2 separate regions of the Homo sapiens genome follow, and region 1 is linked to region 2. A link is an interaction called in ENCODE POLR2A ChIA-PET data of the cell type or tissue named here. Cell type or tissue: IMR-90. All regions are shown on one strand. Each heading gives the region's core, and the rest is flanking DNA. Links, peaks and the distances in the headings are about the cores only. Region 1 has its middle 140 kb from the start of LINC02343. Region 2 overlaps FRY (FRY microtubule binding protein).

What was found. ChIA-PET counts read pairs that join two places held together with the same protein. Peaks named below come from ENCODE experiments on the same cell type or tissue, not always from the same donor. Only the 100,000 strongest peaks of a DNase experiment are listed, where the experiment ranks them.
Region 1: POLR2A ChIA-PET joins it to region 2 with 10 read pairs; 1 of 35 experiments calls an interaction of 5 or more read pairs at or near these places.

Annotation. Positions count from the first base shown.
Region 1 is chr13:34,204,222-34,212,565 of GRCh38, reverse strand. No RefSeq gene overlaps it. Among named protein-coding and RNA genes, the nearest start is that of LINC02343, 140 kb to the left of the region's middle. In IMR-90, for the core only: no CTCF peak of the experiment used is centred there; a DNase peak (open chromatin) is centred at 5,005.
Region 2 is chr13:32,252,154-32,260,497 of GRCh38, reverse strand. FRY (FRY microtubule binding protein) reads right to left here. Exons shown (of 61, transcript NM_023037.3): 51 at 6,104-6,274. Among named protein-coding and RNA genes, the nearest start is that of ZAR1L, 59 kb to the left of the region's middle. RefSeq lists an enhancer at 5,673-6,872. In IMR-90, for the core only: no CTCF peak of the experiment used is centred there; a DNase peak (open chromatin) is centred at 4,527.

The sequences.
Region 1 (8,344 bases), core at 314-8,313, 2.0 Mb before region 2:
TACGGTTTAGGTGAGGAAACCTGAACACAGAAAGATGATGTAAATTACCTAGGAACCCATGGCTGGTAGGGATTTGTGCTAGGTTTTAACTAAGGTAGCTCTGACTCCAGAGCCCAGGATCTCACAATACTATGTGCTACAAGCTGTAGGCACCAATGGGTATCAGCGGTCTCTAAATTCTCTACTATGTCTTTCAAGTGTGTTTATCTGAGGCTTGTTCTCTGACCATACTTGTGCTAGATGTTCCCATTCACTTGTGACTAAGGGAAGATGGGAGGGAAACAGGAAAGGAGGAGGCAAAAATCTCTCAAATTTATGATACATTTTCATTGCCCCTACTGCTTTAGTTATCTATAGCTACAGTACAATTTGCTGCACAAGTTAATGGTGCAAATGATAATTCATGATTATCCCCATGGTTCTGTGGAAAACCTGGGCTCAGCTGAGCAGTTCTTGCTTGGTGTTCTTTATGCCATGTCTGTCTGATGGTGACTGGGGCAGAGTCAGCTGAAGGCTTGACTGGGCTGGATGTCCAAGGTCACTGGACTCATTTACATGGCTGGAAGTTGATGCTGACCCTTGGAGCAATTTCACCTGTTCACAAGAGCACCTACATGTGGCCTCTCCATGCGGCCTGGGATTACTTGGAGAAAGATTGCTTCAGCTTAATCAGTGGTTCCAGAAAGCAAGGTGGAAGCTTCTGATCCTCTTAAGTGCTAGACTGAAATAGCATAAGCCTCACTTCCTCCATACTTTATTAATCAAGCATTTCAAAGGTTAGACCAGATTCAGATAGAGGAATATTGGGCTCTTCCGCTCAGTGGGAGAACTAGAAAATAATCTGCAGCCATCTTTAAGCCACCATATCTACCAGAGTCTGCCAATCTAAGACATCCTCAGAGCCTAGGTCACGGGAAGCATCAAGTCTTACCCAACAGCCTTAGGAGTTTATCAATGGACACAAAGAAGAAAATTGCCTCTGAGGACTAAGAAAGTCTGTGGTAGTGCACATGGCTGTACTTGGCCTTAACATTTAAAACACATTTTGTTAGAGACCATTCCCTTTTTAGTGTAACTCACAAAATGTGCAAATAAAGAAAATGCATATTTTGAAGAAGACTTTTTTTCTTATTTTCAAAAAAGCAAAATCAGGAAAAATTTTGCAGTAAGCACACATCTTGCTTTCTGATTGGCTTTAAGTTGCCCTAGGCACATAGTGGACCACCAAGGTTTGCATCCCCAGATTCTATACGTATTCAGTTGCTTACTACAAATTAGTGTATTTTCAACTTGAGAATACCTGGCATTCTAACAGGGCACAAATTTCTTTTTCACATATAAAAAATACTCTTCTGTAATGCATCAGTCTCTTGGATAAATCATGGCTATTAGGCCTATTTCAATTCTCTTTATAAAAACTCAGTATTTAATGTCCTGGGACATTTTAACGCTGTATGTCAAGCTAATATGCAAAATACAAACCCATTATTACCTATTTACTTGGGTTATTATTCTGGCTAAGGTGTAATTTTCCACCAGGCATTTGTTTAGAAATTTGGCAGCACAAAGAGAATATTTCCATACTTAAAAAGCATCCAGAATTTAGAATGACATCCAGCGATATTAAGCAAGTGCAGATAATGCTCTCAAACTTCATCAAATATTCATGGTTAATTATACTCATAATATTTATGTTGCTGTGAAAATTAAGGTTGTGAGCCTCTTGTACACAGGCTAAAAATACAAGCTTACAGGCTGTGCTGTTGCTTACCCCTTTCATTACCGGAATTTCTCGTTGTCATTAAATACAAAGAATGGCAAGCATGGTGTTCTTTGGCTCTCTAAATCACACTGCAGATCTGCTCACTCCCTAGATAGACCTGAAAAAAACATGATGAAAGAACCACTTATGTGATACTGCAATACTTGTGTGATTGGAGGCCCAGTGACTACCTTTTCTGGAAAAAAAAAAAATCAGGACACATAGACTGACAAGTCTGAGAATACTTTGGGCAGCCCAAGATAGATTATTTGAAATTCAAAGATTCTTGGAAAAACATGAGACATATGGTCATTACATCTGAAGGGAAATAGGATCACATGGTACAGAAGAAGGAAGGTCTTGAATCATCTCCTCTCATCTATTTTCTACTCAACCGTAGTTGAGAATAAAAATGTAGTTGTAAATTTTAAAGACAGTTATGGGAAAAATCTTTCCAATATATCTCTGTTGTTAGTGTCTGTCTCTAAAGACTATCACTCAGAAGTAAAGTTCAAACTTCCCAGATAAACTTTCACCACTTCTTGCCTCCCCTCCTGCTGCTTGCTCTGGATGTTTGACTTGCTGGGTCACAGCATTTCTCAGTCGATCACATCTCTGGGCCTTTCTTATTCTATTACTTCTTTTTTCAGTATGGTCTCTCAGGAGAAGTTCATCTCCTCTTTACTGATAAACATCAATATCACCTTCTCTGCAGTTCTTGTACCTTCTAGAATCTACAAGGTGAGCCAGATGCATGTTCCCCAAAGTTCCTATCCCTGTACATAGCTTCCCTAACATACTTGTCTCACTTACACCCAATTATAGGCTTATATGTATGCCTCCCTTATCGAGTCATAAAAGACTCATCAAAATTGCAGATATGCAAATTTTAGATGACTAGTGAATGTATTGGATGAGGAAATTAAGTTTCAAAAAAAAAATCAAAGTATTGAAATGATGGACCAGGATACATATGATGAACTTTATTGGAGTAAATGAAACATTCTTCATTCAATTTCAGAATACAACTGTATAGTTTTAGTATAGACCTAGCTGAATAGCAGAAGGAGGGAAATAAATTGTTCTTGTTCGTTGTTAAGAATGAAATAAACCTATAGTAGCAATGAGGCACCTTAAAAAATACACCCAATCCTCAATTACCCTAATACATTTACATAAACAGAGAGAGAGAGAGACAGGCTGTGTTCATACTTTGTTGGGCTCATCAGGAATATAATATATCGTCTAATCTAGAAGCCTTTTTTTTTTTTTTTTTGAGACAGAGTCTCACTCTGTTGCCCAGGCTGGAGTGCAATGGCACAGTCTTGGCTCATTGCAACCTCCACCTTCTGGGTCCAAGCAAGTCTCCTGTCTCAGCCTCCCAAGTAGCTGAGATTACAGACACCCACCACCACGCCTGGCTAATTTTTGTATTTTTAGTAGAGGCTGAGTTTCACCATATTGGCCAGGCTAGTCATGAACTCCTGACCTCAGGTTGTCTAACTAGAAGCCTTTCTTTTAAGATAGTCACAGCAAAGTTCTGCTCATTGAGACACACTACTAGTTGCCTATCAATATCAATATTTATTCTCCTCTTCTCATGTACGGTATTTTCAAGAAGATAATGTGCCCAGCTAAAATATGATGTTTCCCAATATCCCTTGCAACTCCGTGACACAATTATGTTCAATCAAATGTTCATGAAACTGTGATTCTTCTGAGAAAGCCCTTTCAAGAGAGCATATTTCACAGGAACATACATTCTTTTTGTTCTTTCTCTTCTGGGATGGGATAGAAATGCTGTTCTCAAGGCAGATTGGCCATGTAGAAGCCATGTGACAGCAATGAAAGGAGAAAAGCCCCATAGTAAGAATAATGAGAGGAGCCTGGGTCTTTGATGGCACCACCAGGGCAGCCTACCTCTGGATTTGTTTACGCAGAAAAATAAGCAGCCATCTTGTTTAAGTCATCGTTGTTATGCTTTCTGATACTGGCAGCCTAAAACAACACTGACCAACACAGATGGTGACTGGGTATGGAAGGCTTAAAAAGGCTGTCAATGAAAAATTGACAAGAAGAGTTCATTTAGTCTGCGGAGGAGGGGACTAAATGGAAACCCACTCACCAGCATTAACTATCTGAAACACTATTACATAAGAGAGACAGACTTTATCTCATGACTCCAGAGGGCAGAATGGGGCCTTGTGGTAGAAGTTAAGGGAAGAAGATTGGACTCATCAAAGAAAGACTTGTCAGAGAGACAAGTCTACCTAAAAATAGAAACAGTTAAAGCATCACCACACAAGAAGTGGGGATTACACTGTTGGACTGAAATTTAAACCAGATGGGGACACTCAGCAGACCTACATTTCTATTTGCATTTCAGAACTTATCTATAAATTGGCAAACATTTCTGGAGCACCTATTTTATTCCACATCTTCTGCAAATTTCAAAAAAAATAAGGATTTAAAAATTGTGTCCTTATTGACCTTACTGTTTAGTAGCTGAGACATACGTATAAACAGAACACTTCGATAAAAACATTAAATGCTAAGATACAGATATTCACAAAGTGGAGAAGGGAATAAGTTTCCTTAAACTTGAGGTTTTCAGACGGGGGAAAGTAGTCTGAGGAAAAAACAAAGGCAAACAAATGGAATACACAGAGGCATCCTCTAGCAAAACAGAATGTTATGTGTGAGGAAATCAGTGGCGTAGAAATATTGAGACATAAGTGCAGAGAGTTGTAGCAGGAGAAGCAGCCACAGAAGGAGGTACAGCAGGATTATAGGGGGCTTTGCGTGCAGGCTGATGAAGCTAGACTTTATCCTATAAACAGTAGTTCCCTGACTTGCAAATTTCAAAGCAATACTTTTTAAAATGTGAAATGGACAGAGATTATTAATTTTGCCTTTTTGCAAGTCAGACTATTAAGAAAGCATGAGCCATAGTGTGCTTTAAATATAATTTCCTAATAGAGTATGTTTGCACCAAAAGAATAGAAAGAATATACTCTTTAGAACAAAACAGTGTTTTAGAAGAAATAATTTTAAGTTTGTGTCAAGCTCATTTGTTCTATCTCAATTTTCTTCATATTGCCTAGAAAAACTCGCCAGGGAGTTTTTACCAAAACTTTGGAGGTATAAAACATAGCAAATATTTATTATCTCTCGTGGTATGTGGGACAGGAATTTGGTGACTCAGCTCGGCAGTTCTGGCTTCTGTCTCTCATGAGGAGGTTGCAGCCAAGTGGTGACTGGGGCTAGGGTCACCTCAAGGGCATTTTCACTTACATCTCCTACCAAGAATGAATAATGGCCGCCAAAGATACCCAGATCCTCATCCCTGGAATCTGTGAATTTAACTTACAAGACAAAAGAGACTTTGCAGGTATGATTAAATCAAAACTCTTAAAATGAGGGATTATCCTGGATTATCTAATTGGGTCCTAAATGCAATCACAACTATAAAAGGGAGGCAGAAGGAGATTTGACATTGAAGAAGGAGGTAATGTGGCCCCTGGAGCAGGATGCCATGCTGCTGGCTTTTAAGGTGGAGTAAGGCACCACATGCCAGGGATTGCAGTTTTAGAAGCTGGAAAATGTGGCCAGGCATGATGGCTCATGCCTGTAATGCCAGCACTTTGGGAGGCCAAGGTGGGCAAATCATTTGGGGCCAGGAGTGTGAGACCAGCCTGGGCAACATGGCAAAACCCCATCTCTACTAAAAATACAAAAATTAGCTGGGTGAGAGTGGCACACACCTGTAATCCCAGTTACTTGGGAGGCTGAAGCACAAGAATCACTTGAACCCAGGAAGCAGAAGCAGCAGTGAGCCGAGATCACGCCACTGCACCACTCCAGCTTGGGTGACAGAGTGAGACTGTCTCAAAAAAAAAAAAAAAAAAAAAAAAAGAAGCTGGAAAAGGCAAGGGAGCCTCCAGAGGGAGCAGGGCCCTGCTGACACATTGACTGAGGCCCAGTAAAACTAATTTCAGACTTCTCTCTCCAGAACTATATGAGCATATGTGTGTATTGTTTGAAACCACAAATTTTTTGGTAATTTGTGACAGCAGCTATAAGAGAGCAATACAAATGAGAGGAATTAGACAGCTGGGGCTGGAATTGCGAGTGGGGCTCTTTAGACATCTCCCCCATTTCTGTGTGGTCTCTCCACATGGTCTCTCCAGCAGGATGGCCTCCTGATAGCCAGGATTCTTACGTGGTGGCTCGAGTATGCAAAGGCACTTGTCACCTAGGAACCAGGCAGAAGTTATTTTGATTTTTAAAAAGCTTGCTGTAAAAGTCACAGAGCATCACTTCCAGCACATTCTGTTCATTAGAAACAAGATGGTAAGTCTGGCCCACATTCGAAGGGAGGGGAATCAGACTTCACCTTTTTAAGTGAGGAGTGTTGAAGAATCTGCTGAGATATTTTAAAACTGCAATTATTAATACAGGCAGTTATTTAATTCTAGAAGCTTCAGTGCATGACCTTTTATATTTAAGTGTATGATCCAACTCAAATCATCTTTTATGAATAGTGTGAGGTAGGGATCAGAGTTTATTTATTTTCTATATGAATATCTAATTGACTCAGTGTTATTTATTGATAAGAAATCCTTTTTTCTTTTTACAGCTCTATTTTGGTTAAAAAAAAAAGGGGGATGACTTTATATGTATGGGTCTGTTTTTGGACTCTTTATTCTCTTTTATTGCTCTATTTGCCTATCCTCAACCAATACCAATTACATTAGGGTTATAGTAAGTTTTAATATCTGATTGTTTTAAGTTTTTATCTTTGACTTCTTCAATATTGCCTTGGCCAGTCTAGATCCTTTGAATGGAACTGACATTTTAGCAATATTGTCTTACAATTCATGATACGTCTCTATGTTAATTTATATTTCTTTTTATTTCTTTCAGTATGGTTTTGTGGATTTTTTTTTGCATTTTTTCACTGGAATTATTGATACAGGAGCTAGATATAAATTATTTAGACAGATAGTGATGGTAAGAGAGTCTTCAGTAAGATTTCCTTTTAATAAAAAGCAGCCCCCCAAATCATTTCTTTTCAAACAAAAAGCAGCCTGAAAAATCAAGCTGTGTGCACAGATAAGCAAGCTAAAAGCTTGCATAGGTAAATGCCAGCAGCTGTGCCAATAGAAAAGGGATACCTGGAAGCCAGGCATGTTCAACATGGAAGCTTCATCTTCCTTTCTCTTTGTCAACCATGTGTGCAGTACAGGAACAAGCAACTTGGCACCGGCCAGGTAGACACCTCATCTGCATAATAAAAGACTAAGATGGGATGGCCAGCTTCTTCGTGTGCTATGCAAACAGCACACTTGGTCCACCCAATCTCTCATGCCCTATGTAAATCAGACACCGCCTCCTCAGCTGGTCTATAAAACCCTGTGCATTTTACCATGGAACAGAAGACACCCCTCAGGAGCCCCTCTCTCTCTTTAGGAGGGAGTGAGATTTTCTCTTTTCTCTTGCCTATTAAACCACTGCTCTTAAACTCACTTCTTGTGTGTCTGTGTCCTTGATTTCCTTAGCATGAGATGACGAATCTCTGGTATTTACCCCAGACAATGATGTTGCTTCATTATCTCCAAATATTTCATCTTTTAAACACTATTGTGAATAATTTCCTAAATTCTATTTTTGATTATTTATTGATAGTAAACAGAAATACAATTTATTTTCATTGTATTAAGAAAATACACTTATTTATTCTAATGGCTCCTATATTGTTTTAGATTTTTAATATACACAATCATGCCATTTACCAAGAAAGATAGTTTTACTTTATATATCCCAGTCTTCATACCTTTATTTCATTTTCTTTTCCTGCCTTATTGCACCAACTAAGATTTCAGTCACAATGCTGAATAGAAGATGTGATAGAAGGCACCTTTTCCTTGGTTCTAACCACAAGAAAAAAAGTGTTCAATACTTCACCACACAGATGATGTTAAATTAAATATTTTCTTGACAAACTTTACCAGATTGAGGAATTTCTATTCTTACTTTACTGATTTTTAAGAACCTAGAATGAATATTACATTTTATTTAAAAATTCTGTGTCTATTGAAAGAAATTGTATTTTCCTTCTCTTTTGTTAATATGGTAATTTTCACTGATTGGTTTTTAAATATCAATTAATCCTGTATTCCTGGGGAAAAAAAAAGCTCATTTAATCATGTTATATATAACATATTTCATATGTAACAGGATTCAGCAATATTTACTCATACTTTGTTTAGGATTTTTGTGTTTATGGGGAATATCGACCTGTGGAAAGTGTTACATTCCTCTGTTCTCTGAGTAATAATTGTATATTATTGCTATTACTACTTTATTTTTTAAATTAAGGATTCTAGTCTTTTAACAGAAATTGGACTATTCATTATTTCTGTTTCTCTATACTTTTCAGTTAATTAGTCTATTCAATTTGAGCTATTAAATTTATTGATGTAAAATTTTTCATAATATTTTTTTTAAGATCTGTAAAATTATCATTAATGTTTTATTTTATATTTCTAATAATGTTTTTTGCTTTCTATTTTTTCTAAA
Region 2 (8,344 bases), core at 53-8,052:
TTTCTCTACAAACCATCAGTTAATAAATAAGTGTATTTGACTAACATAACTTTTTTTTTCTAGAAATGGATTTGGGTTTTATTTTTCTTTCTGTTAGGAATAAAGGAAGAAAAATATTACTCAGCTGACTGATATGCAAATTTTAACCTAAACAAATGATCTGACAAAATCTAGTACAGAATCTTTTCATTTACTGGTAATTTGAAACACTGCCTGATGGTTCATTGGAATAAAATAAAACAACTTTTTCTGATGAGAGCTCAGTGAACAACATAATATGAGAGATGTGAGTTACTGTTAAACTTATGAGCATTATCATTTATTAATTTCCCTCTGTTTTAAAGCAGAGGGTCGTGTCTGTCTCCTAGTGAAACAAGCTTGCCATTCTCACAGATCTGTCATATAACAGAGGCATAGCTTTTTCAAAGTCTGCTTGGGCTATTCATGGTAGAAGGCAACAGGCACAAATCCTAAGCACAATCTGGATAAGATATAGAAATCATCATTATTCATCCTCACATATGATATTTATGATTGCTCTTAGGGGTGTTTGATTATAAAAAAGAATGCAGACTCAGAATATTGTTTCTAACATCCAGTATCTGCTATGATAAATTACCACCATATGTTTTTTTCTTTTTTTTTGGTAGAAAATGGCTAACTGTTGTACTGGGATTTTAAAAATAGCCACAGCAGTGAGAAAATAAAACAATATATGAAAGAGGCAAAAGTTCTGGGAAGAAAAGGAAAATCCAATGTGTAAAGAAAGGAAGAAAATACAGAAAAATCAGAATACTAACTATGCAGAGTAAAAAGAGAAGAATGTGAAAATTATAGGGACAAATATACAAACACAAATTCAAAAAACTGACTCTCTTGTGCCAAATGACTGGAAGGGTTGGATGAACTATCTTAGGCAGCGATTCTGGAGGTCTCCCACGCTGCACTTGAGACAGAACCATGAGCTTGCAGAGGAATACAGACATCCAGGTGGGAGAAGGCTATACCAGGCACAGGTCACTGCTAGTGCTGATTTGGCGGCAGCTCTGGTGAAGACCTGAATCAATCAGGTGTGAAAATAGGGAGGCAGGGAAAGCTGTTCTTGGAGGAATAAGGTTTGGCTGTCTTGCTGGAAGGTGTAATATCTCCATTAGAAGCAAGGGTGTTGAAATGGTTCCCCTGGTGGTGGCTGAGAGGTTGAGATGATGGAACAACATTGCAGTCTGGACCCAGGTAAAGTCCATGGTGATTAAAACTCAACCAGGCTTTCTCAGCATGGCCCTAGTGGGAGACCCACCCTCCATCCTTCCTCTCCCCCAAATGTCAGATTTGTATTTTATGTTACATACAAAGTGAAAAGTCAAAGCAGTTTCCTACATGTGAGAAAATGCAGAGGATGGCTAGTCCAGATGAACACTCTGTATATGTCAGTTCAAACTTAAAAACCACTGAGGGTTTACACTGAGATGGGAAAGTATTAATGATTAAACATTCTATAAATGTTAGAAATACTATTTTTTGACACTTTTTTTCATATTGGAACTCTGTCAAACAAGAATTATTGTTGAAGAAATTTGGGTGCATTGTGGTCAAAATATACTCCCCCAAATGTTCTACTTAGAGTAAGTCTGATATACGTAGATAGAGACTGATCATAGGTCACTTTGCCCAGGATGATCCCGGTTTTAATGCCTGTGGTTTGGGTATAAATATTATTAGTACCCCCTTTTACTTTTAAAAGGGCCCTGGTTTGGATGAAAAGTTATCTAGTCACTACACAAAGATAGAGATAGCCTTTAATTCCTGGGGGAAAAAAAGATTCAACTGAAAGTATGTATGGTATATAGTTAGATGCAAATTGTTAATTTCACTTTTTTTTTTTTTTGAGACAGAGTCTTGCTCTGTTACCCAGGCTGGAGTGCAGTGGCATGATCTTGGCTCACTGCAACCTCTGCCTCTTGGGTTCAAGGGATTCTCCTGCCTCAGCCTCCCAGGTAGCTGGGATTACAGGCGTGCACCTCCAGGCATGGCTAATTTTTATATTTTTAGTAGAGACAGGGTTTCGCCATGTTGGCTAGGCTGGTCTTGAACTCCTGGCCTCAAGTGATCTGGCACCTCAGCCTCCCAAAATGCTGGGATTACAGGTGGGAGCCATGGTACCCGGTGATTTCAGTTTTAATACAAGAATTTAACAATAAAACCCATCCAGTTGTGCAACCACTTGATGAGAAATGATAGGATTGCCATAGATCAGATTTGAAAACTCCACTTCTCTGAGATATAATCATGCAACTTTCAGAACTAGGCATATAAAGGTTTTAAAAATGTATTTACATTTTAGAAAACATTTCCATACTAGAGCAGCCAAGAAAAATACCTCTTATATCACACACCTAAATGGAAATATGCACGCAAATAAGCATATATATTCTGGAAGGGAGGAAAAAAGCAATTATGTTGTTATAAATCTGCAAAGATGCAAAACATCTACTAGCATATTTGAATTAAAAACAGCATCATCTTACCTGAAGTTCCTGGGTAGCAGATTGAATGAGCAGAAAAACAAACAAAAGGTCTATTTACAATGATTATATTAAAGATACTCAAGAACATTTCTCTTAGTGTTAACACAACATTAACCAACAGTGCTAACAATATACACTTCAGTAGGTGCACCTTAAAAGAAAAGGTAAATATACACTAACTCCAAAGAGAAAAATCAACATTAAACATCAGAAATTCCAAATCCTTTGGCTGTGGATGATAGAGCTGGGATAACAAATCATTATTACAATTTCTGAAATAGCTTTCTACCTCTGTGACAACTTTGGTCTCCTCAACACTTTTTTGGAATGCCTAAATATGTATTCGTGAGAAAACTGTTAAATGTTATGGAAACATGAATGAGGGTCATCAACTGGAAATAAAGGTGGCATCACCTGAGCCTGTTCACAAAGCTAAAAGTGTTTGTGATCATGATGCTTACTGTTCATATGCAATTAATAGCAAAGACACAACACCTTTTAAAGATTCTAAAAAGTTCAAGGGCAAACTCTTGCAGATATCACTCAGTAAATTCTGAGACCAATGAAAAGGAATAGATATGACAAAATGACTTGTCTTTCTTTTTTTGACAACTGTGCTTTGATCTAAACGCCAAGTATGCCTAACTTTATCAGATGAAGATATACTAAAATTATTCACCAATGACAGTACAAGGAGACTCACATTTACAATGCCAACTATATGCCTGACACTTTGCTAGACACTATACATTGGTTATTTTATTTAATCCTCATGTCAGCTCTACAGGCAGGTAGAGGTTGAGTATGCCTTATTCAAAATGCTTGGGACCAGAAGTGTTTTGGATTTCAGATTTTTAAAAATTTTTGAAATATTTGCATATACATAATGAGATATCTTGGGGATGGGACCTAAGTCTAAACATGAAATTTGTTTATGTTTCACATACACCTTAAATACACAGCCTGAAGATAATTTTATACAATTTTAAAATAATTTTGTGCATGAAACAAAGTTTTGACTGCATTTTGACTATGACCTGTAACATGAGGTCAGATGTGGAATCTTTCAGTTGTGATGTCATGTTAGTGTTCAAAAAGTTTAGGATTTTGGAGCATTTCAGATTTTGAATTTTCAGATGAGGAATGCTCAACCTGTATTCTTATACCCACTTAATAGACAAAGAAGTGGAAAGCAAGAGGAATTGCATCCATGCTTAAGGTCATATAGCTAAGGTCAGTGGCAGAGATGAAATTCAAACCTGGAGCTGTTGGACTCTGAAGTTCAGGCATCTTCACTCTTCTACTCCAAGAATGCTAGAATCCCTTATTGTGATTTTATTGGGAAGTAGCAAAACATTCTCAAATGCCTTATTTTATTTGGATAAAATGTACACTCTCAGCCCCGTGAGTTTCTTCTTCTAAATTTTTTTTTTTTTTTGGACACAGGGTCTCACTCTGTCATCCAGTCTGAGTGCAGTGGTGCAATCACGGCTCACTGCAGCCTTGACCTCCTGGGCTTAAGCGATATTCCCACCTCAGCCTCCCGAGTAGCTGGGACCACAGGCATGTGCTATCACACCTGGCTAATTTTAAATTTTGTAGAGACAGGGTCTTGCTCTGTTGCCCAGGCTGGTCTTAAACCCCTGGACACAAGTGATCCTCTAGGATGCCTCAGCCTCCAAGAGTGCTGGGATTACAGGTGTGAGCCACTGTGCCCAGCCAGTTTCTTATAAAATCTTAACAATGAAAGATAAAATAATCACTGTGATTTTTTAGTTATTGCTGGCTAGGACAATAAAGAGAAGACCAGAAAAAAAGGTGTAGTATTCCTTATTTCTTGTCCCTGAAAAACATTAGTATAATATTTATTTTTAAGTAACGGGCATCCCAGATTTTTCCTTCCTTTATTTTGATAGAAACTAAATTTGTGAGCTGTTCTGAAATTGTGTCGGATTACTTCGCTTTACATCATTCCTGCTAGGTCGTTTCACATAACATTTTTCTCTGGCCGAGACAGGAAATGATGCCTCTCTTGCTTCATCCGTTTTTTCCCTCCCTTGTATAACTTCCAGAGGGAAACAGGTGTCCAAGCTTGAATTTTAACTGAAGAGCAAACATTAGGTCAGTTGTCAGATCAGGGAGCTGGTCTTTTGACACTAGCTGAACTCTGAGCTCTGTCTCAGAGACATTTTTGAAAGTATTCAAAACAGTTGTATTTTGCTTTAGACTTAAAACAATCTTCACTGCATTCAGTGAATGCTTTCTCTATCATTTATTATGGATCACAGAAACCTGCAATACTTTTTATTGGTTCTTAAGCAATTCAAGGTGAAAATTAAGCTGGCAGTTATTTTAAGGATACATGATAGCAGTGCCTTTATACTGCTTACGGACCGGATCTGCTCAACTTGTTTTCCAGGGAAAGAATTGGTGAAGAACACCTTCTTTATTCCGAGGACATGATTCTCTCCTGCTGGGGCAGACATCCAGGGTCATCAGTGGGCCAGGAAGGACAAAAGCAAAGGGCTCTTTGGCTTCAATTAGACATAGGCGGGTTGGTCAATAATAAAATCCTTTTAGGGAAGGTAAGCAGCTACTTGAAGCATCATTTCCCACAAGCCTGTAGTTAAGTAAGGAGGTGCCTACCTACTGCAGGAAATCCTAAACTTGGGATCTAGGCCTGCCTCTTCAATTGTAGGACTAGCAGAGAGTCGTTTGGGAAATCTGGTGCAGTTAAACATGAGCTTGACAACACCATGAGCCCGGTTCCGAACGAGGCACCTTTGCATCATCCAGTCTCACTTAAGTGAACTGAGTTTTGATCCCATGAGGCAAAAGACGGCCTCTCAGGTGGAACATGCCTCTAAGCTACTGAAATGAAGGTGACTGACAGGTGATGCTCCTCCTCTCAATACCTGTTTTTGCAAACATGATTCATAGCTGAAAGTATCTTATTACCATGATTATCATCCAAAATAAATGAATCTGCATTTGCCCACTGAGACTTGAATTTGGCTGCTCCAGTGTCTAGAACACCAGCCACCGAGCTAAGCAGAGCAAAGAGCTCTCTTGTGTGCATTGCATTTTGTTTCCAGTTCTAACGATTTCATCAAGCACAAAAATGTTTGATCCCTCAGGCTCTGGTCTCATGTTGTAGCAGGCAAGCTTTGAAGGAATTGAATTAGAGAAACTTCACATTAGAAATGATTAAATGCTTAGCATATTTTACCCAGGTACCAGTGAACAGGCTAAGAACTGAAATGTTTTTTGTGATTTTTTTTTTAAGTCCAGCTTGGGACTACACACACACATACAGTCTTTGTGTGGTCATTAAAACTCAGGTCTTTGCCGTTTAGAAATAACTTGGCAGCTTTTGCCGTGGGCTCAGACAGGAAGGGTGTGGTAACTTTTGCCAAAGTTTAGCTGCTGTACTTTGAATAAGTTGATTCAAAATAAAGTTTACAACTTTCCAATTAAAGATCTTGTTACAAAAACTCATTATTTAGCAGGTAAAAAGAATAGTTTCATTAGTCAAGGAAAAGGGTGCGGGGATTATTTTTACAGAGAATACACCGTACCTCTCCATCCTCCAGCTCCACATCTAGGAAGTCGAAGTCTCTGAAGACTCTAAACTGCTGCTCGCTGTTTGTGTCATCCATGTTCTCCTGCTCTCGGGCACCGTCCTCAGAAGATACCAAGCTTGTCTGGTGCTCAAGCAGATCCAGATCCCCACACGATGAAAAAATCACCTGCGAATCAAGAGTCCTCTCCTGAGAAACCGTTCTCCCTTTGGTTGTTTGTGCTACGAAAAATTGTAATTGGCTCTTCATAGCACCGTATTTCCAGTACACACCTAATTCCTTCAGTGGGTATTTTTAGAATGTTCTTTTATTATTTATGTTGGACAGGTGCCTTCAGATTAAACTCGTGGCAAAGACGCAAGTTCATGCACCAGGAAAATGTTCAAGAATCACGTCGCTGCTTTTTAATGGATGAAGACTGTATACTACCTGTGTGTGTGTGTGTATGTGTGTGTGTGTGTAAACTGGAGCAGCCAGGAAAATGTTCCACTGTTTCTGAACTGATTAGAGTTAGAAATTATACATGTTTACACACATATATCAAATACACATAAATAATATTTTAAGGACTGATACCAAGATATATTATTGTAGAATGAATGTGGGAACAAAGGATTTAACTCTTTTAGAGATAAACAAGCAATTGATAAGAAATAAAAAAACAGAAGCCAAAAATTACAATACTTGTCCATAGAAGAGTAGGTGAGTAACCAGGCCCATAACTTATACTTAAATTCCTCTCCTGTAGGTTTAAACAAAATAAAACATTTTTTTACTATTAAAATCTTTAGTATGTTAATGTTTTAAGATTAACTTCTATGTTTAGGTTCTTTTCACTGACCCATTTTGGTAGAACTTGGTATATAATAAACTGTAAATGAGAGTAAATGTTTTGCTATCCAGCCTCTACTGAACATAGATAGATATTAAAGAAAATTAATAGTATTCTTTGTATAACCATTATAATGTCTTAGTTGTCCTTGAAAAGTAGGCAAAATCATTTATAAGAATTTAAATACGATAAACATCTCTCAAAAGTAGAAAGAATGAATGGATTTCAAGTGTACTTTTTTCCTCTAGTGTTTAAGAATAGTATATGATGCATATGATAGCCTCTCATTATAGCACCTGACACACAGTTTTACATAGGGATTGCAAATGGGTACATGAGATAAAGAGCCCTGAGGGCTAGTCAACTAGTCAGTGAGAGACGAGACATGAGATTTCTGATTTCCTCAGCTGAAGGCTGTCTTTCCTAGTTAGTGCTGCTTCTCTTATTTGTAATGTACTCCAGGTAAATATTTTAGCTGAAAAGGCCTTAGCACAGGGCAGACAGGATGAGTCTGAAGGAGAAAGTGCCAACCACAATGACGATAAGAAGTAGGCCTTGTTGGCAGTGCTGCAATGCAGAGGAAAAACATACTTGTGTCTCTTCACTGTGGGCTAGGAGTCTCTATCTGCCTCTGCCACTGTCCCCTCTGTCCTAAATATTGTCACAGGAGCCGCAGAAAACCCACTGATCAATAACACCAAAAAAGTGACTTAAATGGAGGCCCAGCTTAGCTGATGGCTGGCTGGGGTGCTTTCCCAGACGATAAGAAATATCACTTTGTACTTTAGCAAGTATTTATGAGCCTCTAATATTTCACCTGCTCATGAACTATGTGTTAGTAGATCCATTTTGAAATTTAAAAATAGCTCCACCGAGAAATGTGTTTGCTAATTCTTACTTCAGTTGAGAAATTAGTTTGTTATTTCTTTTTCATAAATAATAAATATTCTGTGATACAGGTGAAACAAAAATACCTGGTGAAACTAGCAGACACTTCTATTGTTTTTGTTATACTCCCATACCTAATTCAATTTTTTCTAAATTTTATAAAAGCTTCCAAAGTTTACTTATAATTATTCAATCGTCCATTCATTCAAAAGCTTGATGGTATGATTTTTGTTTTATTCTTAGTTTTTTATTGTAACATCAGTGGAAGTTTATATGCAAAGAAACATTATTTTCATCTTTATTGTATGTGGGTAAGATAAGGACATGAGAGTAAGAAGCGTGTGTACAGAGAGTAAAATTATATCCAAGAGATATGAGCATATATGTCATACATGGTGGTCAGTGGAGATTATCATTTACGTTGTAAGACATTCTGGGCATATTTATAAAAAAAAAATCCAATAAATTAAAAAAATGAAAAGAAACAGTATTCACAGACAAACGAGCAAACAGCCAGC